Regions from separate parts of the Homo sapiens genome. Here regions 2 and 3 are each linked to region 1. Evidence: chromatin loops called from intact Hi-C (ENCODE). Cell type or tissue: PC-9. All regions are shown on one strand.

What was found. A loop is a pair of places that touch in the nucleus more often than their neighbours do. Peaks named below come from ENCODE experiments on the same cell type or tissue, not always from the same donor. Only the 100,000 strongest peaks of a DNase experiment are listed, where the experiment ranks them.
Region 2: a loop joins it to region 1, with 2.7 times the contacts of the local background. A loop is called at or near these places in 15 of 110 quality-filtered maps.
Region 3: it touches region 1 in a loop (7-fold over the local background); 4 of 110 quality-filtered maps call a loop at or near these places.

Annotation. Positions count from the first base shown.
Region 1 is chr12:91,982,802-91,990,801 of GRCh38, reverse strand. LINC01619 (long intergenic non-protein coding RNA 1619) reads left to right here. Exons shown (of 5, transcript NR_132341.1): 3 at 1,609-1,705; 4 at 3,159-3,269; 5 at 4,105-5,826. Among named protein-coding and RNA genes, the nearest start is that of LINC02404, 110 kb to the right of the region's middle. In PC-9, no CTCF peak of the experiment used is centred here; a DNase peak (open chromatin) is centred at 4,511.
Region 2 is chr12:91,800,160-91,808,159 of GRCh38, reverse strand. No RefSeq gene overlaps it. Among named protein-coding and RNA genes, the nearest start is that of LINC02404, 71 kb to the left of the region's middle. RefSeq lists an enhancer at 2,971-4,170. In PC-9, no CTCF peak of the experiment used is centred here; no DNase peak of the experiment used is centred here.
Region 3 is chr12:92,075,792-92,083,791 of GRCh38, reverse strand. The region is part of intron 1 of LINC01619 (long intergenic non-protein coding RNA 1619); the gene reads left to right. Among named protein-coding and RNA genes, the nearest start is that of LINC01619, 63 kb to the left of the region's middle. RefSeq lists enhancers at 5,265-5,559, 4,908-6,107. In PC-9, no CTCF peak of the experiment used is centred here; DNase peaks (open chromatin) are centred at 3,141, 5,221 and 5,471; H3K4me3 peaks cover 1,363 bases; H3K27ac peaks cover 4,649 bases.

The DNA.
Region 1 (8,000 bases):
CCTTTAGTTTTTCCTTCCTTTCCCCTCTCCCATCCCTACATTGTTTCAGCTGCCAGCTCCCTAATATTTTTTTCTGAAGCAAGGGAAAGGAAAGGGCAAAAATGACTTAGAAAGAATAACATTTCTTTCTATGGACTTAAATAGAACATTCAACGCAAAACATCCTGTGTTTTCTTTTAGTTGATGACACATTGACTGTAGGAATGAATGAACTAAAAACCAGGGCTTGATTTTCAAATGGGGGTTATTTTAGTTGCATACTACCTGATCAAGAGAAAGTTGTTCAACTATTTTAAATTATAACCTGTTGGTTTCTCCTCTGTACTCCTGATCTCCTTATCTTGCTGTGCGTTTCTTTTCTCCATTTTACATATCACCTTCTAACATGTGTTTATTATGTTTTTTGTTTATTTTCCCACTCTCCTGGCCATGATGGAAGTCCATGAGAGCAAGCATCTTTGTCCGTTTGGCTCACTGTTGGATTCCCTGTTTTAAAAATATCACCCGGCCCAGCGTAGGTGCTCAATAAATATTTGCAGCATGAATTAATGAAATAGTTTCTTTCTCAGTGTCTTTTTCTATACAATTATGCAGAATATAACTGGTACAAATATGGTACAAAAACATCTTATAAATGTGCGCTTATACCTAGTAGATACATTTGAAAGTACAGCTCTGCTGGGAGTGTACATATCTTAGTTGGTGAAGAAGAGATAATAAAAGAGTTAGATTAAAAAAAAAGCACTTTGTCACTCTCTATTCTCTTATTTACTCTGCTTTATTTTTCTTTGAACCCTGAATCTTAATACCCAACATAATATATTTATTTGCTGATTGTCTACTTCCCCATACTAGAATGTAAGCTTTTTAAGGACAGGATCTTGTGTGTTTTGCTCACTACTATAGCCCCATTCCTTGGACTCATGCCTGATACAGAGTAAGCACCCAATACATATTTATTGAATGAATAAATGTATGTTTGAATGAGTGTGTTTGTTTCAGACTGTATTCATGTCTGGCTCTTGCTCTATATACAGACTCTTTGGAATGATCGTTCACTAAGAGCTTGGTACTGTTGAGGTGGATGATGGGTGGGGAGATAAAGGGAAGAAAATGACCAAGATTATACTAGTATTTTTAAATTTTTTTATTAATTGTGAAAAAGATGTCTCAATCATTATATATGTAGTATAGTGTGAGCCTAGGGACGGTGGTTTGGGTCCTGAAACATCCACCTATTTTCAGAATGAACTAAAATAATTTCTTAGTTTCTTGATGTCACATTTTCATTATTTGTAAAATTAAAACAATGTTACCTTACCCAGGGCTATAATGGGAGAATAGAGAGGCACTGACACATCGAAGTTGGTCAGTAAATATTAGCTATCATCATCATCATCATCATCATCATTATCAACATCATCATCCAAGGGTTGGTGAACTATAGCTGGTGGGCCAAATCTCTCCTGTGGTCTGCTTTTATAAATAAAGTTTTACTGAACACAGTGTATTAATTTTCTTATTGTCTCTGGCTGCTTTTACATTACAACAACAGAATTGAGTCATGCCTTGCAAATCCTAAAATATTTGCCCTCTCATCCTTGATAGAAAAAGTTTGGAAACCTTCATCTAGAAAGTGGTCTAGCAAAGTGTGGTCCATGGATGAGTTTGATCTGCAAACTGCTTGTTATTGGTTCATGACAAGGTGAGTACAGAAACTGTGAATAATTATTTAGAAACTTATATAACAATTTAAGAATGCTAGTGACTTCTAAGTGCATTATTTTGACATCTAAGTGCATGATTTTGGTTTATACAAAAGTGTTGATTTGTGACTGATTGGAAATTTAAGAAAAAGAAAACCTGGCCTTTTCCACTGGAATAGAGTCGGGTGTTTTGTAATGGGATTTTGTTGTATTGGTGACTTAGTAAGACATATTCACGTGGCTTCAGATGGAAACATCTGGGGGCCCATCAGGTGGGAGTGACAAACATGTCCTGAGATTGCAATTGACCTGGGAAGGTTGATGAGCATGCACATTAATAACGTCACACAAATGGATTTTCTATGCAGATGGGTGGGCCAGCCACAGTTCACTTATCAGCTAATACAGTTGTAATGTGTTGCTTCATATCTGAGAGAAGGCAGCACCTTAGGATATTATGTGTGTCTCACTTACATATATAAATGAATTCCCTTTTGAGGTAGATGTATTTTAGTCAATAAGTCATCTTCTCTCAATAGTAAGCCAACAACTTTCCTGGAAATCTAGCAAAACAACAGTTCTATGACCAGCCTTATGTTTTGTTGCATGTGTGCATAAAAAATGCAGATTGACTCTTTCCTTTTCTGTTTTAGAATTGGTTCCAAACAGTAAAGCCGCCAGAAAAAACAGACAAACTCTTAGGAACAACAATGCCCATTATGTGTGGAGTAGAAGCTGCCAGACTTTGATTACTGGCCAGAGATTAACCCCTTTGGTGTCTTAGGGGGGAAAATGCCAAGTCTGAATCCAGACATTTCCAGGATTTTACAGTCATTCATGGTATGAGACCAGGCGATTTATAATGACTTGTGCAAAAAAAAAAAGACTATTGGGAGAAGGAAGTGCAAGTCAAAGGCCACGGCTCCTTGCTTCCTGAATTCTGCCATGACTAATTCCAGCAAGCGGACATAGACCTGATCACCTCTGCTTTTCCCTTTGCTAGCCTGCCTGGTCATGGATGAGAAGCACGCTGCTCTTGCTACCTTCATGTGGTGGTTTGGGTCCTGAAACATCCACCTATTTTCAGAATAAACTAAAATAATTTCTTAATTTCTTGAGGGCACATTTGCATTATTTGTAAAATTTAAACAATGTTACCTAACCCAGGGCTACAGTGGGAGAGTAGAGAGGGATTGACACATAGAAGTTGGTCAGTAAATGTTAGCTATCATCGTCATCATTATCATCATTATCAACATCATCATCCAAGGGTTGAATGATGTTTTTGTGTTTTTGTCCAGGTGTCAGAAGGAGGCTGGCAAATTTGGCACTCACAGAGGGAAACCTATGTGCTTCGTGAGGTCATTGCTTAGAGTACAACTGCTACCAAGAACATTCCCTGCAAACTCTTTTGTGATCAGTTTCTTCCCTTCTCTCATATACCCTCTGCAGGTCTACCAATTGCATTTTGAGAGCTCAGATAAGCAGAGAGCAATGCAATTTGTCACAGAAGGATGATTATGTATATGCACTGTCATGTGTATGTATGTGTATGTATATACGGTATGTGTATATATGCATATGTATATACAGTATGTGTATTTCATTTGTTCTTTTATCTTATCCTTCAATATGTATTTATTGATAATTTATTATGAGAGGCTGAGAATACCAAGTTAATTATAATTTATTATAATAATAGCTACCATTTATCAAGAACATATTGCATATCAACATTATGCTAAATATTTTATATACATATATTTTAATGCATTTAGTCACTTAAAAAACTTTATGAAATAGCCCCATTTTAGACATTAGTAAACCGAGTTCCAGAAAACTCAAGGGCACGCAGCTAGTTAATGTTAGAGCTAGGATCCGCATTCAGATCTGTTTGATGCAAAACCCATTCTCTTAATCACTTTGTTAAATTGCCTTCCCAAAGATGAATAACATGATACAAAGGCATTTACCTACTTTCTTGGATTCACAATCTGGTTGGCAAGAAAGGCATATGATGCAGAACATAAAAGGCTATAATACAGCTATGTACAAAATACCATGATTAACTTGTTCTCTTGCGGGGTGGGAGAAGGTGGAAGAGGGTAGAGGAAGGCCTCATAGGGCAAGTTGTGCTTGAGCTATGCCTCTGGGGTATGGGATACTCACACAGCAGAGAGAGAAAAGGTGGAGGCTGGAGAGGAGAGAGAGAGAGAGAGAAAGGGGGGGTGGGAAGGAGGGAGAGAGAGATTTCAGCTGGGTGTGACTTTGTTTTGTAGGATGAGACGTAGACTTGTTCAGGTGCAAAGAGACATCTGGAACTAGTTAGTGGGAAGTTCTTCAAGGCTGTTTCTCCACTGAACAAGCCCATATATTTTTCCTCTTTGTTCTCCTTTAGCTATTTCCATGCCTAACTCAAAGGAGACACAAGGAGAAAGTGAGCTCAGCCTGGATAAATTGGAGATTGTGATGACTTCTAGGAAGCCTCAGGAAAGAGAAACAAAGACAACACTGGCCTGCTGCTCTCTGCAATGGTGGGACCCTTGTGGGATAACTGTTTTAGGAATGAAGGTGTCTACCCTCTCTAGAAATGAAAATGCAAGTTTGGCTGTGGTTAAGTATTGGATGGAGGCAAAAAGAAACTGACATATTTTCTTCTTTTCAATTGTTTGATTCACCCTGAAGGGCATGGCTGCTTAATTTTTTTCTCCAGAGATAGGTGGACAGATAAAGACAGGAAAGTAACATCCACAGACTGCCCTCTGTGAAGGTGACAGTGATGAAAGGAATGCTTGATCTGAACACTGGTAAATAAAGTGACCGCATATTTCCCTAGCCAGGAGAGCAATCTGGCTCAAAAGAAACGAGAACAATGACATTACTGCCAGGCTGCTCCTAAGCCTTTGGCTATTCTGTTCAGTGCACAAAAAAAAGCAGTGAACATAGCTGTGACCTGCCTTGTTGGTAGTATCACAATTCTTTGGGGCTCCACTTTAAGAAATTGAGACCTACCTACCTTAATCCTTGGGGGGTTAAGCTTTCAGACTGGAATGATAACTGAACTATTCATTTGCAGTAATTCTGGGTTTTGTGCATATTTTAAAAAGGAATACCGGGCTTGCCTATATTCATTACAACGTCCTCCCAGCTTTCAAATCTTCCAATACAATGCCTCTTCTCTAGTCTTTTAAGCACATCCTGTGACTGGATATGATTATGGGAGATTTACATGCATCCTTGTCTATTGTATCAAAAGATCAGGGAATAAAATGCCCATCATTAAAACCCCAAAGTGATTGGATTGGCATGAGGAATGGGGATGGGGCTGGCATGGAAGAGAGGGTTCTGACTCTGAGATTTCATGAAATGCAAAACAATAGGACAGCTGCTCTTCCATAAACAGATTATTATTATTATTTCTACCTAGACAGCTTGATAGCAGCCATTATCTTCTTTCTGGGTGTCTTATCAAGTTCCGGCTGTGTGCAGCATGGGTGATAAGGAAAGAGAAATGTCACCCATGGGATTGCCAAGGATTATTTCTATGCACTGCTGTTCAGCAACAGCCAATCTCTCAGAACTGAGAAGAAGTCCTATTGTTCACGCTGGGCAGTTGCTATTCTGACTATCCCAAGAGAGCAGAAAAGGGATGTAGTTGCCATTGTGCAAAAGATTGATATTTCATTACTCTCAGCTAAAGTTCTGAAAAGCAGAATCATCATGAAATATCTTTGAAGAGAGAAAAGACAAGGGAAGAAAAGAAGAACGAAATGAGTTCAGAGCTTTTTAGAACTGTGAGGGAGTGCGAAAAAAGAAAGGTGTAATACTTTCAAACAGTGGAAGTTAAAATGCCAGGCGTGTAAGCCTCAGTGAAATTGAGCAGCATCACGTCACCACGACTTGTGGTCCAGCTGTTTATTGCAAAGACTCCATCCTGCGTTACTCATCAGAAAATAGTTAACTTTGTATCTGGCATTATTTTAATTAAAAAAAAAGTTAACTTACTAGATTTCTGTTTGTCTGTGTTTCATACAAGGTTCTTGAATGAAAATAATCTGTTGATATTTAACATTTTTCCTTTCCTTCTCAATGAGAAAATAAATGTTTTATTATACATGCAGATGTGCCAGCTAAATATTTCAGGAAAAAAAAAATCTCTTCGTCGTTTTGTTCCCGTATCTCAGCTTTCCAAACTTATATCTTCCCAGAGAAAAGACTGCATTAGAAAAAAATTAAAACTAAAGTGTATGACTAACCTGTAGTGTATTCATAGAGTATTCCCCCCAAAGTGTTCTGAGTGCTTTAGTCTTCTTTATACATGGTTTTAGGGTCATGCTGATGTTATAATGTAAGCTGCTTGGAAGTCAGCCAAGTCAAATTTTTCCAACATTTTAAATCACTATTCTGAAACTGGAATTTCAAATGAATAAAATGCTTTGCTCTTAAACCAACGACTTCAGAAATGAGATAGATCCTAGTCAGGAATTATTACAACGGGAAGTGAGAGGAGGTTGGGAAGGTAAAGGGCAAAAGGAGGGCATAGAGGGAGAAAGGAGGATGCAGGAAAAGAGGAAGGAGCTTTGACTCCCCTGTGACACGTGAGCCCCAGGAGGGCAAGAGCCTTCCCTTTAGGTTTGTGCAACACCTCATATACAGTAAGCACTCAGGGGATATTTGTTAAATGAATTAGTGAGAGGGGCATAGAAAAAAAGGTTTTGGTATTAAGATATGCAACGGAATATTCCCTTAACGAAATACATTATTTTAGTTTTTCAGCCCTTAAGCATTTACCGGGAAACGTAGAGATTCTCCAACTTTAATACACATATTAATTACCTGAGAGCCTTGTAAAAAAAAAATCCAGATTCTGATTCAGTAGGCCTGGGATAGGCTGAGAGATTCTGCATTTCTATGAAGCTCCCAAGGGATGCAGATGCTACTGGCTCATGGAATACGCTCTGAATAACAATGTGTTAGAGTAGTGCATGGGGTACTGGGCTGGGGGTCATGAGCTCTGAGTTCTAATCTCTGACATGAACCACCTGTGCTTTCAAGCCAGGTGATTAGCTTTCCTAGTCTCAGTCTCCCCATGTAGCTAATGACTGGTTGGATCTACATAATTTCTAGGGTTCTTACAGCCTTAATATTTTGAAAGTTAAAAAGAAAAGAAAGGATTTAGAGAATGCCCAGTTTAACTCTGTCTCTTGAAATCCTGGGGAGGCAAAATCACTTCCGTCCAAAGTTGCACAGGGGATTTGTCCTGTGTGAATTGTGCTACAGCTGATTCCCTGGTTTCTAGTACAGTAATTTTTCTACTCCCATTTCTTTTGTCATTATTATTTTTTGTGGAATACTTAGAATTTGTCTGATGCTATGCTAGGTGCTGGGAATACAAAGATGCGTTAGAAATACATTATTATAATTTATTATCAAATTCCTTGCTTGAGTAACGTGCTGAAGATGACAACTAATCCCTGCAAATGTGTAACATGTGTGCTGATATCAGGGTTCCCCCTTCCGTGATATAATAATGGCTACAGTAGAATGCTTGCAACGATGACCCGAATTCTCCAATTCTCCCCATATCCATCCATTCCCTTTTCTATGTGATTTTGCAGCTTATCATATCAAAAAGTGGAATTTCTTTCCCCAGCCCTTGACTCTGGAATGGTCTGTGATTTGCTTTTACCAAGAGAATGCAGTGGAAGGAACAACATGCCAGCTCTACACCCCGGTCTGAAGAGGCCATACCCACTTTTGTTACTTCTCTCAGGATCCTGCTGCTGCCGTAAGAACAAGCCTGGGGTAACCTCCTGGAGGATGAAAGTTCACAAGTGACCTACCGTCCCAGAGGAGGACAACTTAGAGCAGCCTACACCTAGCCATCCACAGATATGTGTGAAAGTCCAACCAAGAGCAACAGAGCTGCTTACTCAACCCACAGCTGACCACCGATGCACAAGTGAGCTCAGATGAGGCCAGAACTGCTCAGCTGAGCCATAAACTTGTGAGCAATAATAAACTTGTGAAGCCACTTAGTTTTGGGAGGCTTTGTTTTGCAGCATAGCTAAGTGGTATGACGGCCTTCTGGATGCCAAACTTTATCTGAAATAAATGGTTCTAGTTTGAGTTCTCCCCGGAAGATAGTATGTGAGATGTTGTGGGAGTGGCATGGGCTTTGCTGCTTCTTCCATACTTCTGAGATGCTTTTCACTTAAAAAGGAGGGGAGCTAGCTCATGCTATTTTTACTTTACTGTTAAAAGAAAGATATGGCCAGTGAAGTTAAGTTTAGA
Region 2 (8,000 bases), 180 kb after region 1:
GTTGTATGTCTGCCAGGTTTTGGTATCAGGGTGATGCTGGCCTCATAGAATGAGTTAGGAAGGATTCCCTCCTTTTCAATTTTTTGGAATAATTTCAGTAGGAAATGACATCGACTCTTCTTTGTACCTCTGGTAGAATTCAGTTGTGAATCTGCCTTGTCTGTCCTGGGCTTTTTTTTTTTTTTGGTTGGTAGGCTATTTATTAACTGCCTCAATTTCAGAACTTGTTATTACTGGCCTATTCAGGGATTCAACTTCCTCTAGTTCAGTCTTGGGAGAGTGTATGTGTCCATTTCTTCTAGATTTTCTGGTTTATGTGCATAGAGGTATCTTTAGTGTTCTCTGACAGTTGTATGTATTTCTGTGCGGTCAGTGGTGATATCCTTGTTATCATTTCTGATTGTGTTTACTTGAATCTTCTCTCTTTTCTTACTTATTTGTCTAGCTAGTGGTGTATCTATTTTATTAATTTTTTTCAAAAAGCCAGCTTCTGGATTTGTTGACCTTTTGAATTTTTTTTTTTTTTTATGTCTACATTTCCTTTGGTTCAGCTCTGATTTGGGTTAGTTCTTGTCTTCTAGCTTTGGGATTTGTTTGCTCTTGGTTCTCTAGTTCTTTTAGTTGTAATCTTATGTTGTTAACTTGAGATCATTCTAGCTTTTCGATGTGGGCATTTAGTGCTATAAATTTTTCTCTTAGCACTGCTTTAGCTGTATTCTGGAGATTCTGCTACATTGTCTCTTTGTTCTCATTAGTTTCAAATAACTTCTTGATTTCTGCCTTAATTTCGTTATTTACTCAAGAGTGATTCAGGAGCAGGTTGTTCAATTTCCATGTACTCGTGTGGTTTTGAGTGAATTTCTTAATCTTGAGTTCTAGTTTGGTTGCACTGTGGTCTGAGAGACTGTTATGATTTCAGTTCTTTTGCATTTGTGAGAAGTGTTTTACTTTATTTCTGATTATGTGATCAATTTTAGAGTAACTGCCATGTGGCAAGGAGAAGAATGTATATTCTGTTGTTTTAGGGTGTAGAGTTTTGCCAATATCTATCAGGTCCACTTGATCCAGAGCAGAGTTCAGATCCTGAATATCTTCATTAATTTTCTGTCTCCTTGATCTAATATTGTCAGTGAGGTGTTAAAGTCTCCTACTATCATTGTATGGGACTCTAAGTCTCTCTGAAGTTCTCTAAGCACTTGCTTTATGAATCTGGATGCTTCTATATTGGGTGAATATATATTTAGGATAGTTAGCTCTTCTTGTTGAATTGAACCCTTTACCATTTTGTAATGGCCTTCTTTGCCTTTTCTGATCTTTGTGGGTTCAAAGTCTGTTTTGTCAGAAACTAGAATTGCAACTCCTGCTTTTTTCTGTTTTCCATTTGCTTGGTAATTTTCCCTCCATCTGTTTATTTTTAGTCTACGTGTGTCTTTGCATGTGAGATGGGTCTCTTCAAGACAGCATACCAATGGGTCTTGACTCTTTATCCAGCTTACCATTCTGTGTCTTTTAATTGAGGCATTTAGCCCATTTACATTTAAATATAGTACTGTTATATGTGGATTTAATTCTGTCATCGTCATGCTAGCGGGTTATTTTCAGACTTGTTTATGTGGTTGCTTCATAGTGTCTCTGGTCTGTGTATTTCAGTGTGTTTTTGTAGTGGCTGGTTATGGTTTTTCCCTTCCATATTTAGTGCTTCCTTCAGGAACTTTTGCAAGGGAGGTCTGGTGGTAATAAATTCCCTCAGTATTTGCTTGTCTGAAAAGAATCTTATTTCTCCTTCATTTACGAAGCTTAGTTTGGCCAGATATGAAATTCTGGGTTGAAAATTATTTTCTTTAAAAAATTCAATATTGGCCCCCAGTCTCTTCTGACTTGTAGGGTTTCCTCTGAGAGGCCTGCTGTTAGCCTGATGGGCTTCCCTTTGTAGCTGACTTGGCCTTTCTCTCTGACTGCCCTTAAGATTTTTTTTTCATCTTGACCTTGGAGAATCTGATGATTATGTGTCTTGGGGATGATCTTCTTGTGGAGTATCTTACTGGGGTTCTCTGCATTTCCTGAATTTGAATGTTAGTCTATCTTGCTAAGTTGGGGAAGTTCTTCTGGATGATATCCTGAAGTATGTTTTCCAACTTGTTTCCATTCTTCCCCCTCCACTTTCAGGTACCCGAATCACAGATTTGGTCTCTTTATATAATCTCATATTTCTTGGAGGTTTTCTTCATTCCTTTTCATTCTTCTTTCTCTACTCTTGTCTGCCTGTCATAATTCAGAAAGCCAGTCTTCCACCTCTGATATTTGTTCCTCTTGTTGGTCTATTTTGCTATTAATCCTTGTGAATGCATTGGGAAGTTCTTGTAGTGTGTTTTTCAGCTCTTACACAGGTTGGTTATGTCTCTCTCTAAACTGGTTATTTTGGCTGTCACCTTCTGTATTGTTTTATCATGATTCTTAGCTTCTGTGCGTTAGGTTATAACATGCTCCTTTAGCTCAGCGACGTTTGTTATTACCCGCCTTCTGAATTCTATGTCTGTCATTTCAGCCATTTCAACCTCAGCCCAATTCTCAGCCCTTGCTGGAGAGGTGTTGCAGTCATTTGGTGGAAAAGGGGAACTCTGGCTGTTTGAGTTGTCACTGTTTTTGCATTGATTCTTTCTCATCATTGTGGGCTTATCTACCTTCAATCTTTGAGGTTGCTGGCCTTTGGATGAGGTTTTTGTGGTTTTTCTGTGTTGTTGTTGTTTTCTGTTTGTTTTGTTTTCTTTTAACAATCTGGCCGCTCTTCCATGGGGCTGCTGTGGTTTCCTGGGGGTCTGCTCCAGACCCTAGCCACCTCAGTTCTTTCCATACCTGGAGGTATCACCAATGAAGGCTGTAAAACAGCAGGGACGGCAGCCTGCCTTTTCTTCTGGAAGTTCCGTCCCAGGGGATACTGACCTATCGCCAGCTGGAATGCACCTTTAAGAAGTGGTTGGAGACTCCATTTGGGAGGTCTTATTCAGTCAGGAGGAATGTGATCAGGGTCCTACCTAAAGAAGCAGCCTGGCTGCTTTTCGGTAGAGCAGCTGTGTTGTGCTGGGGACCCCTTCAGCCCCTCATTGGTCTGGGCTCTCCAAGGCCCCCAGGCTGGACCAGCTGAGGAGCCAGAACAGCCAAGGTGGTCACCTGCACCACCCCTGAGGCACTCCACCCCAGGGAGAAATTGGAGCTCTGTCCCCTCAAATAACAGTGGCAAGGGTGACTGGAGCCCCTGGCTGGGAGGATCCATCCTCTGAAGAGAAGCAGATTTCTTAAAGAAGCAGTCTGGCCATGCCTTGACAAAAACTATATTGTGGTAGGGAATGGCCTCTGTGCCTGTCAGCTTGGACTTTCCAAAGTCAGCAGGCTGGAATGACTGAGTCATCCAACCAACCCAGGTGGTGGCCTCCACACCCCCCAGCGCTTTGTTCCAAGGAGAGATCAAAGCTCTGTCCATAATAATACCTGCCAGTGGGCCTGGCTGGGAGGAACCACTCAGTGAGAAGGAATGGATCTGGGTCCCACTTAGAGAAGCAGTCAGGCCATGATCTGGCTAAGCCACTGTGTTGAGCTGCTGGGGGACCCTTCCTCATTTGGACCATTTGGACACTCCAAAGCCTGCAGGCTGGAGTGGCTGAGGCAATCAAACAGCAGAGATGGTGCCTACCCATTCTCCTGGGGGTTCCATTCAGTCTCAGGCATGCTCCACCCTATTGCCAGTGGCTGACTGGAATTCCAAGCCAGTGGGTCTCATCTTGTGAGGTGCCCTGGAAGTGGGGCCCACAGAACAAGGCTGATCAGCTCTCTGGATTCTGTCCACTTCCTAGGGGTATGTGCAGACCTCTTGCCTTGTCGAGTTGCAGACACGTTTGTTGCACATCTAGGGGCTGGAGCATGTAAAGCACCTGGGTCTCTGTGTGTGCCTGAGCCGCTGCTCTGCTGAAACTCCACACAGCTCTGTGTGTCCCACCCAATGCCCTGGTGGTGTGGGCTCACAAGGGGATCTCCTGATCCGTGGATTGCAAAAATCTGTGAAAGAAGTGTGGTTTCCCAGGGTCACACAATCACTCACCACTTTCCTTGGCTGGGTGTGGAGGTTCCCTTGGCTCCATGTTGCTCCAGGGTGGGCCATAGCCCCGCCCTGCTTTTCTTCATTTTCCGTGGTTTGAGTTGTTTCCCTGATCAGTTCCAGTGTGACTACCTGGATATTTCAGTTGAAGGTGCTGTATTCACTAGTCTCTTTTGTTCCCCTCCTTGAGTGCAGCAGACCATAATCGCTTCTAATCGGCCATCTTGGCCCCCCTCCGAGGTTTTTTTTTAAGAAAGTAATCAATGTAAAAAGATTTACAAGGAATCATGATTAGAAAAAGATTATTAATGATTATTATTTTCATGGTAGTAAAAACATATAACATGAACTCTACCCTTTTAAGACATTTTTTTCATGTACAGCACACTGTTGTTAACTGTATGAACTATATTGTACGGCAGATCTCTAGAACTCTTTCCTCTTGCATGCTTGAAACTCTATATTCATTGAACAGCAAGTCTCCATTTCCTCTCCCAGCCTCCAACACCATCAATCTCCTTTTTGCTTCTATGAGGTTGACTACTTTAGATACTTCATAGAAATGGAATCATGCAGTACTATTTGTCCTTCTGTGCCTGGCTTAATTTCACTTAACATACTGCTCTCAGGTTTCATCCATGTTATCACGTATTGTGGAATATCCATCTTTTTTAAGGCTGAGTAATATTCCATGTGTGTATACACCACATTTTCTTTATTCACTCATCAATTGATAGACATTAGGTTGTTTACAACTCTCAGCTATCATGAATAATGCTGAAATAAAGATGTGGGTGCAAATACCTTGTTGAGATCTTGTTTTCAATTCAATTGGATACATATCCAGAAGTGGGATTGCTGGATCATATGGTAGTTCTATTTTTAATTTTTCCTGGAACCTCCATACTATTTTACATAGAAGTTACATCACTTCACATTACCACCAACAGTGCACAAAAGTTCCAACTTTTCCATATCTTCACCAACATTGTTATTTTCTTGTTTTTTTTTTTTGTTTAATTATGGGCATCTTAACAGGTGTAAAATAATATCTCATTGTGGTTTTGATTAGTATTTCCCTGATGATAAGTGATGTTGAACATATTTGCATATACCTGTTGGCCATTTGTGTGTCTTGTTTGGAGAAATGTCTACATTAATTATCATTTACTTTGCCTTTTGAAGCAAAGTTCACTCTTTTTCTATAAATAAAAATTAATTTAATTCCTAGCTGTGAGCATGCACTGAACATATGCTGTGGAAGGTACACTGGGCCCACAGGGATATACATATGCCCTTCTTGAAAAGCAGTTTATACCATAGAGGAGGAGACAAGTCATGTATATCAAACCCTACTCTAAGGCAAAGTCCAAGATGTGTTATAGTGTTGGTACTGGTTATGATGGGGACACAATAAGAAGAAACCCAACTTTCATTAACCAGACACCCACCACATACAAGTCTGATTGGCTGAGAATCATCATAGAAGAAATATGAGGCAAAGAGAAATTAAGTAATGTGCCTGAGGTCAGCAGCAAGTAGATCCACATCTGAACTATTTCCCAAATTCATAACTTTTTCTCCTATAACATTTTACAATCTCTTCTTTGTGAACTGAGAACACTTCAGAGAAATTTGACTTCGGAGCTGAATCTTAAAGAATGGATCAGTGTTAGAATTAGAGAGTAAATGGTCTCTCATTGACTTTTCTGAGCCTTTGTGATTTGCCTTAGAAATAAGTGATAAGCTCTGTGATAACCTGGGACCTAAAGAGAAAAAGTGGCAGGTCTCTGAAGTATGAGTTAAAAGCCCCATTCACCCCGGGGGCACTGTTTAGCTCACAAGGACGCCTCATTTTAGAAACAGAGGTTTCTAATTAGTCAGTATAGCATAACTTTTCCTCTGATTGTTTTGACCTGTTCTCATTTCTCCGGGACCTCAGACCCTTAGAGTAATTACCCTAAAGTGAACCTCTTACAACTATTGAAAAATTTTTCTCTGCCTGTCTCCTGAGCTTCAGCTATTTCTTAATTGTGAAATGCAAATGATAATGTATTGATTGTGAGGGCAATTCTTGGGGCTGAGCAGTTATTAGGAAAATCAGGATTATGAATTCTGGTCTAGAGGCAAGATCTTTCACATCACCTAGGACCCAACAACTAAGGATATATTGTAATCAGGATTTGATTTGGGAGTTCTACAGAGAAACTTTCCTTGCCTAAGGAGGCTGGCCATGGGTGGTGGAGGAACTCTGTGGAATCTGAATGTTTATTTCCATCTGGAGTTGTTAGCAGAGGTGTGTTTCTCATTAGAGTCAGCTGTGGAAATTCAGGAGTTTTATAATATCCCCATTCATTCACTTTTAGCCAACAAATATTTAGAGGCTACAGAGCATTACTGGGATCAGCATAAAGTTTTAATTCATCCATTTATATTCAGAAGGGAGAGAATGTCAGAATTTTGTGGGTATCCTGAAAACCCCTGCCAGGCTACTCAATCTTCTAGAGTGGTCTCAGTACTGATCATATCCTGAGGATACCTTGTTTCTTTACCCAAAATGTAAGGAAAAGATGCAGCCAGATAGACGTCCCTGTGAAAATGCCCTATCTTTGGCACTGTTAAAAGAAAAGCCTCAGACAAATATAACAGAGTTTATTTGAGCAAAGAACAAATTATGAATCAAGTAGCATTCAGAACCAGAAGAGGCTCAGAGAGCTTTGCCCAGCAGCATGAACAGTGAGCTTTTATTGGCCCAACATGGAAGTGAAGGAGAGAAATCATCTGACTGCCCACAGGCAGGTGTTTACCTTATTTGGGCATGGTGTGCTTGATTGGCTGTCTGTGATTGGCTGAAGCTTAGCTGTTTATGATTGGCTGAAACTTAGCTGTTTGTTATAAAAATATACTCCTAAGTTAGGTTGTGGTTTCTTACATAGGCACTCAAAATACAGAGTCAGCCTTGGGCCAATGGTCTCCTATTCGCTTAACTTAATGGCCCTAACAGTTTGTTGTCATCTATTCATAAACTGAAGATCAAATGAATGGATTGTCACCGCCTATAATTTGACAAACTGCTCTTAGAAATGCAGTGTTGTATGGTGAAGGTGCAGGAGACAAGCAGATATTGTTCTGAATCCTGACTCTGCCACCAGCAAAGTGATTTTGAGCAGGTAGCTTTACCCCTTGAGTCTTAGTTTTATTATTTATAATATGGACATATTAACACATAAATTTTGCAAACAGTAAATTCCATAAATTTTATAAACATTCCTACTCCATTACTTGTTTGATATGTGCTTAGTGAATAGCATTTCCCTTCTCCATAAGAAACAAGAACAAAGAAAATTTTAGGTAGCATAGGTATCTATTGAAGTATAAATGGAAGAATTTCCCCTGAATGGGGATGAACCAATATACTTAGGCACTGTTGAAAAATGTTAAGGTAAACTTGGGATTAAAAATATCAACAAATAATATTCTACATATTTAGAAAGGAAGTGAGTTTAAAAAATTTCCCAATGCTTTCAGCAAATTTTCTTGAAATTCTTTTTGTCTTTATATAACTAAACTGAACTGGAAAATAGATGGTGATAATGATTAAAGTAATATAGTCAAAAATGTAACATGACCTAAGAGAAATATGCAAATAAAATAGAACTGGGGGTTTCAAAGGAAGAAGAAATGATTATTTCGAGCTGACAGAATCAAGATAGAGTTTATGGAGGATGAAATAGCTTCTAAGCAGGACTTTAAAACATACAAGTTGAGTTTCAAAGGAAAGCTATCAGAGAAAAGGCATCTAGGAGGCCCTGGGCCAAGGTGGGAGAGCGCAGACATGAAAGGGGCCAGTGGATGGTCTGGTTTGATTGGATGCCAGGCCAGGTTTCATGGAAGCATGGCCTATGCTGCT
Region 3 (8,000 bases), 93 kb before region 1:
ATGGCAAATGGAACTTTGCAGAAGTGACTATGTTTAAGGATCTTGAAACAGGGAGATTATTCAGGTGGCCCCAATCTAATAATCTGAATTCTTATACTTGGAGAATCTTTCCAGTCTTTAGTCAGAGAAAGAGATGTGACGATGGTAGCAGACTCAGACACGTGCTTCATCACTGGCTTTGAAGAAGGAAGAAGAAGGCTGCAGGCCAAGGAATGCGGCTACCCTCTAGAAGCTGCAAAGGCAAGAATGGTTTCTCCTCTAGAGCCTCCAGAAAAAGCCCAGGCTAGCTGACACCTTGATTTTAGTCCAATGAAAACTGTGTCAGGTGTCTGACTTCCAGAACTGTAAGATAACAAATTTTGTTGTTTTAACCCACTAAGTTTGTGGTACTTTGTTATAGCAGTAATAGAAAACTAATACAGTTTTGTTGTTAAACTATACAAGATTTAAAAAATATATTGTTAACATGCAAAAATAAAAATAAAAAAATTTACAAAATTCATGACCTCTGAAACGATGTCTCTGGATATTCCAACAGTCCTTGGTTCTGAGAGTGAGAGACACCACTGTATTTAAATATTTAAGGAGATGCCAAGCACGGTGGCTTACGCCTGTAATCCCAGCACTTTGGGAGGCCGAGGCAGGGGAATTGCTTGAGTCCAGGAGTTGGAGACAAACCTGGGCAACATAGAGAGACCTCGCCTATAAAAAATAAAAAATTAGCTGGGTGTGGTGGTACGTGCCTGTAGTCCCTCTACTCGGGAGGCTGAGGTGGGAGGATCGCTTGAACCCAGGAGGCTGAGGCTGCAGTGAGCTATGATCACACCACTGCACTCAGCCTGGAAGACAGAGTGACAAAATTAAATTAATTAAAAATAAATAAATACTTAAGAAGCAATTGATAAAAGGATTCATAGATCTTTCTTTTTACCTATGCTTTTGTTGAGCAGATTTGTAAGTTGTTTAATTCATTGTCTCAAATTTGGTGGGCTTATTTTGTGAAATAGTTATCTTTCCTCATATGCCAAGTCACTTTCCCTTTCAGTTATTTAAACTAATCATCTCTCAGAGCTCAGATTTCCAATAGTAGCCTATAAATGATGCATCATAGCCTTTAGTAATGCATTTTATAATCATCAGAAGCTGTGCATTATTTTTTTGCATAATTCAAAGTTTTTCTGTTTAGCATTAAAATAGCAGATTGGTTTATTTGCAGTGAGATTCTTTCAACTAATAAAAACATAGCTAGTTCTTCTTAGTAATACTTTGAAATCTAACTGTGTTATCTCTTGGAATATTTTATTTGTACCCTGTGGAAAAATATGCATCTCATTCAGACAATCATGTTGTCTTCTCTCTGTCTAAAATTATTGATACATTGATTTTAAAAACACTCATACACACACAGAAATAGGGAGAGAGAGAGAGAGAATATATATAATAGGTCAAGAAAGAATTTGAGAGGTTACCTCTTTCTTCAGGCAGGACTATATCTGAATGATTCTGAACAGATAAATATCTATCCTAGGAATGGAAATGAAATTTTTTCCCCTAAGGGAGCTCTAAATATATTTCAGTCTGCTCATTTGCAAGAGTCATTTACATTGATTTCCATGAACCATTCCTAGGTCTATTCTTCATACAACCCTTGACTTATCAAAACCTCTCTTCCTCTCTTTCTCGCTCTCTTTCTCCTATTTATTATTCATTCAATTCATATTGAGTGCCTACTCTGGGAATGGTCTTGTGCAAGGCATTATGAGAATCTCTGAGAAGTGAAACATATAGTTCTACCCCAAATAACTTACACTCTACTGGGGAAGCCAGAGTTTGGGCCTAAGGAAAAGTTAAATGACTCCACAAGAGATGCTTATAAGATATCAGACAGTGAAGTGCAAATGAAGGATAATAACAGATAAATATGAGTAATGATGATGGCAGAATAAGCGTCTGTTGAGTACCTGCTGTATGCTAGGCCCCTGTGTGTGTTGTCTCTTTTTAATCCTCAACAAACTGTTGAAATAAAGATTTTTATACCCATTTATATAATTACAAAATATTGGATATGAGTATTCAAACTGACTCAGCTTTATCTGAATCTAAAACTCATGTTCATTTCACTGGGCCACACTTTCTTTGAACTTCACAGAAAGCAATGCTCCCTGTGGACTGAAATGTTTCTGGAGGAAGTAGCAATTGTTAGATTCCTATATCAAGCATCTACGCTGTGTCAGGCACTTGCTAGATCTGTACTCCCATTGTTAAAAATGAGGAAACTGAGGCACAGAAAGGCCAAGTAACTTGCCCACAGGCACGTATTAAGAAAGTGTTACAGCCACTATATAAATCCCAGATAGTCTGATTCCCAACGTAATTCTGCCTCCTGCTTTGTGCTGGATATCAGAGACATAATTTTGAGTGGCACAAGAAGGTTTTCTTAGTCTTTATAGAGTAATATGGAAAGAAATGTATATGATGAAGTGTGATAACTATTTTGATAGAGGAAGTAGAATGCTGTGGGGATACAGAAAAGTGTTCATAATCTAGACAAGAAGAAAACAGAGAATGCTTCCAAAGGAGAAGTTTTTAAGTCAAAACCTGAGGGATGAGTAGAAGAGAGCCAGGGAAGGAAGAAAGGAAGATGGGCAGTTAGTCACAGCCTATACCCTAACTCAGTGATTCGTTCACAAAGCAGCCAACTGCTTCTATTAACGTCTTCCCTCAATATCCACTGGGTTCACTCCTTAATTTCATTTAGGTCTTTATGCAGATGTGACCTTCTTACTGAGATCTCACCACCCTATTTAAATTACACCACACCCCCACGCTACCAATTTCTCTCCATGTCATTCATTTAACTGCCTGTTTTATTTATTTGTTGTGTTTTAAAATTGTCTCTTCCCTCCCATATGAATATGTGCTCCCTGAGAACAATTTTCTTTCTGTTATTTTCATTGCTATATCTTAAGCACCTAAGACAGTGCTTGCAACATAATAGGCTCTCCATAAATACGTTTGGGCTCTCCATAAATACTTGCTGAGTGAATGTTGAGTGGATGAACTAAGAGTTCCATAAATTCCTGACTTCATGATTGCTGTCGCATGTGACTCAGACATACTTTCACTCAGGTTTCTCAGTAAACACTTCCCGATGTCCTTAGAATGTCATGCTCCATTCTAAATACTCTAGGAGGCCCCAGGCTATGTGGTGGGCAGGTTCCTTTCACCAGGGTGCTTTTTATCTCCCTAAACTCAATAAACCACAAAGAGAATTTTCTCCAACTTTGTGTAGTACAGTGGCTTTTAGTTTCTGTTTCTATCCATCACCTGCACAGTGACAAAGACTCTCTTCTGTGCCAACTTTAGTCAGGGTCCTTTGAAACTTCTTCTCGTCTAGGCTTCTAATTTGGCCTGTTGAGCCCCATTTTTGCAAATAATCCTGCTAAGTCCTTCAAGAATCTCTCATCCTTACCAATTGTTGATCCACTGACCTCCTCACTCTCCTCATTGGGTATAAATCTCCAGCTGTCTTTGCAATAATTAGGAGTTGAGTTCAATCCCTCTCCTCTTTTGCAATAGTCTTGAATAACATCTTGGCTGTTTGTAACAAGTGTGTGGTGCAAACATTTTTTATTTGGCAATGTTCTCTTTTCAATTTTATTTCCATAAAGAAGTTTGTTTCTGCTGGGCACGGTGACTCACGCCTGTAATCCCAGCACTTTGGGAGGCTGAGGGGGGCAGATCACGAGGTCAGGAGTTCGAGACCAGCTTGGCCAACATGGTGAAACCCTGTCCCTATTAAAAATACAAAAATTAGCCAGATGTGGTGGTTCACGCCTGTAGTCCCAGCTACTCGGGAGGCCGAGGCAGGAGAATTGCTTGAACCTGAGAGGCAGATGTTGCAGTGAGACAAGATCGCGCCACTGCACTCCAGCCTGGGCGACAGAGCAAGCCTCCATCTCAAAATAAATAAATAAATAAATAAATAAATAAAGTTTATTTCTAGATCTCTTTGCCCAATTAATCCTCTGAATCTCATCCCTGTGGTACCTTCCTGTGTTATGGTGTTTGTCACACTAAAATTTAATAATATGCTTTCTGATTTTTGCTTAATTAATAAGACCTTTGGCTTTTGGTTGACTATGTTTAAATATGAGTACACTATAAAAATATTTAATATATCAGAGCCACTATATGTAGCCTGTTTTGTCTATGTCAATAAACTTCTATTATTTTCTCAGATAGTTTGCTTTATAAACATAGGCTGACAGTTGGTACTTTGCTCCTTTTTTTAATATTCAGATGAAGGTACTGAAGCAGAGATTCCAAAGCCTGTTTTCTGATCGCAACAGAATCTAAAGACCTTAGAGGAGGCAAGAGTAACTCATTTGATCAGAGAGGAAGAGGAGAGAGGAGACAGAGAGAGAGAGAGAGAGAGAGAATGAGAGACAGACAGACTGAGTAGAATGAGAATATTAGGTGCCTGACTAGGAAACTGCAGAACAAGGTGATTACTCCTTCATCCTCCCCCTCCCCTCATGGAGTTGCCAAAGAGACTTGAAGTTATATTGTCCTGGTGATGGAACACTGTGGTTATGGTTACTGTGTAACTTTTGAAAATAATTTTTGGAATCATTGGTTTGCCAAGTAAAGTCCATTCATGTGCTATTATGTCATTATACCAGGAGAAGAATGGCATATTAGAAATAAAAACTGGAAAGAAAACTTGAAGTTAATGTCTAGTTTCTGCCCACGTGATGTGACTGGACCTTCTGTATAATGATGGCCATGCTTACAGCAGTCTGAGCAGACCAAGGTCAGAATAGCAACCTGCTCCCTGCTATCACTTCTATTACAGTCACCTCATTTCAGCCCTTGGACACAAAGCAAACTTTATTTGGAATTTTCCTGGCTGGTGAGACATCCACTCAAGGATTTTTTTTAGGTCATCTATTTCTTGTTTCTCCAATATGGATTCAGGAAAAAAATGGATCTAATTATGAACCTTTTGATCAATCAATTAGATGTTTCCTTGGTCTTTGAGCAGAAACTTAACATGGAATTCCTGAAGGTCAAATACATAACTCTGAATAAAATATTGAAGCGGGTTTCAAGTTTCATAACTACTGAATTTTGAGATAAGTGTTTCCATATGTTTCTACTGATGAATCAACCTATAGTCACTTCATAGTTTCACTCAAAAACATTTTTTTCCTTTCCCAGTTTTGTTTTTCTATTACATTTGTGTTTCTCTTCATCCCACATGAAATCTTCTATTCCCAAGAGAGCTCCTGAATGAGAAAGAAGAGAGGACAAAACAATGAAGTGTGAGCACGGAGTCAGTTGGGCAAAGTCCCAAGATATCTTCACAAGAAGGAATAACAAGGGTGGAGTGCACAGTAGGAGCAAAAAGTTGCTGAGTCACATAGAGACTAATGTTCCCACACTAGGATAGGAAGATCTTGGTACACAGACAACAGTTTGTCTGCAAGTCTTTTCCAGGGTTACTGGGCTGCCTAAACCAAACCACCCCTTCAGGCTTACAATAGTATGATGTTCAGCGACTCATCTCTTAAGACTCTTCCTTTTGACTCTTGTCATGCCTTCCCCATAAAGATCATTTCATGAATGGTTTGTCTGTGGTTCAGAGAGAGACATGTAAAAAGCTTAAATAGTATAAGGTAGGGTCTAGGATTAGTGAATTAATTCAACACATATTTATTGAACATATATTATGCATCAGTCATGTTTTTCTCTAGGAATTAGAAATAGAGTTATGGGTCACTGCTCCATTGAGCTTCCGTTCTAGCGATAACTGGGGAGTGGTGAAGAAGTCAGACATTCAGCAGATAAGTCAATGAACAAACATGATTATTTCTGAAGGTAACGTTTACCAAGGAAATAGGCCTGGGGGTTACCACTGAAAGTGATGAAGGGAAGGTGGAAGTGAAGTGTTCCAGGCAGAGGGAGCATCATATGCAAAAATAGCATGTGCAGATGAGAGTGGCTTCCATCCTTTTTTTGTCAGCTTCAAAGGCTTCTAGGAGCCATGGCAGAAGCTGTGATATGCCCAGAGGGCCCTGCAGTCTGTTGATGTTTCAAATCTAGGGAAACACAAGGGCCCTAGGCAGCATAGCCCTGACCTAAGAAAAAGAGGGTGATTAAACACCTCATGTCTTCTTTTGTCATTTTTGCTATTTTACCTCCCCTCTCAGTCTCTACCCACTTCTAGAACAATCTCATCTTTAGGGGTAGCTGCAAACAAGTCCCCATGGAAATGCTGAATAAAAGTATTTGAGGAACTTCTGTAAATAACTTTGAGAAATGATACCATAATTTCACTGGGCTTTGAAAAAAGTGCTACACTGTGGAATAATGAGTTTTATTGTAGTACATTAAGTCACTGATTCTCAACTGGGAGTGATTTTGCTCCTCTGTCTCCTTCCCCCAAGAAGACATTGGTAATGTCTGAAGACACCTATGATTGTCACAACTTGGGATATGAGACATCTAGTGAGTAGAGACCAGAGAGACACCATTAACCATGTGATAGCACACAGAACAGTCTCCCTACAACAAATAATTATCTAGGCCTGCATAAAATGTTGAATCAAAGCTCTTGTAGTTCTTCTTACCAGCATAGATTTAATCTTTCACATCAGTGTCCGGTGTTGTCAGAGTACAGAATGGGTTCCGTTTCTGGAGATTGTTAGTCTTCTGGATCCATTATTGGGGCTCAAATCCTGGCTCCTGACTTATCAGAGGTGTGACTAAATGTCTGTGTGTGAGGCCTTGAGCAAGTTGGTTAGCATTCTGTGTCTCCATTTCCTTATCTGTAAAATGAAGATAATAATAGTCCCTACCTCCCAAAGTTATTTTGAGGAAACTGTGAAGTGATGTATTTGATTATTAACAGGGTCTAGCATACCACGATCACTCAATAAACATTAAACATTATTATTATTTCCTGCTGCCAAGTCTTGCTTACTGAAATCAAGACTGGTAACTATCAGAAGATTTGGGTGGAGATCATCAACATTAGCATACCCTGTCCCACAAATTCATTTTGGATCCTTCATCAGCTAGTGGCAGCAAGTATTTATGGACTGCCCAAATGTATTTACGAAGAGCCTGTTATGTTGCAAATACTGTCTTAGATGCTTAAGATATAGCAGTGAAAATAACAGAAAAAAATTGTTCTAAGGGAGCATCTATTTGTATGAAAGAAAATAGACAAAAAATAAACAACAGTCAAAATATGTAGTTAGGTGAATGTTGGGGAGAGAAATTGGTAGTGTTGGAGGTGTAGTGTAATTTAAATAGGGTGGTGAGGAAAGACCTCAGTAAAAAGGTGACATCTGAGTAAAGACCCAAGTGAAATTAAGGAGTGAACCAAGTGGATATCTGGGGGAAGAAGTTAATAGAAGCAGTTGGCTGATTTGTGAACCAATCAGAGTTAGGTTATGGGCTGTGATTTTGTTGACTAATTGCACATGCCCCTTTCTTCCTTCCCTGGCTCTCTTCTGCTCATTTGGAAGAATTCTCTGTTTTTTTTTTTTTTCTTGTCTAGATTAGAAATTCTTTTCTCTATTCCCACAGCATTCTACTTCCTCTATCAAAATAGTTATCACACTTCATCATATAACTTGTTGAATTTTCTTTCCATGTTATTCTAGAAGGACTAAAAAGACCTTCTTGTGCCCCCAGAAATTATATCTTTGATATCCAGCACAGTTCCAGTAACCTGCCAGGCATCCTGCTGAATAGGGAGAAGGATGAAAAATATGGAGTGGACAGACCTGGTGGAAGTTTCCCCTTGAGTGCAGCAACGTGATGACCCCAGAGAAAAGCAGTAGACACATTTATCTTTGACTTGAAAATAGAGCTGATGTTTTAAAGCCTCAGTAAAGTATCTTAGCTATTTGAAATTTGCATGTGTCGTTGCACCACTGTCTGCGGCAGCTGATTCCTGAAGCATGATTCAAAGTGAATTTGAATTG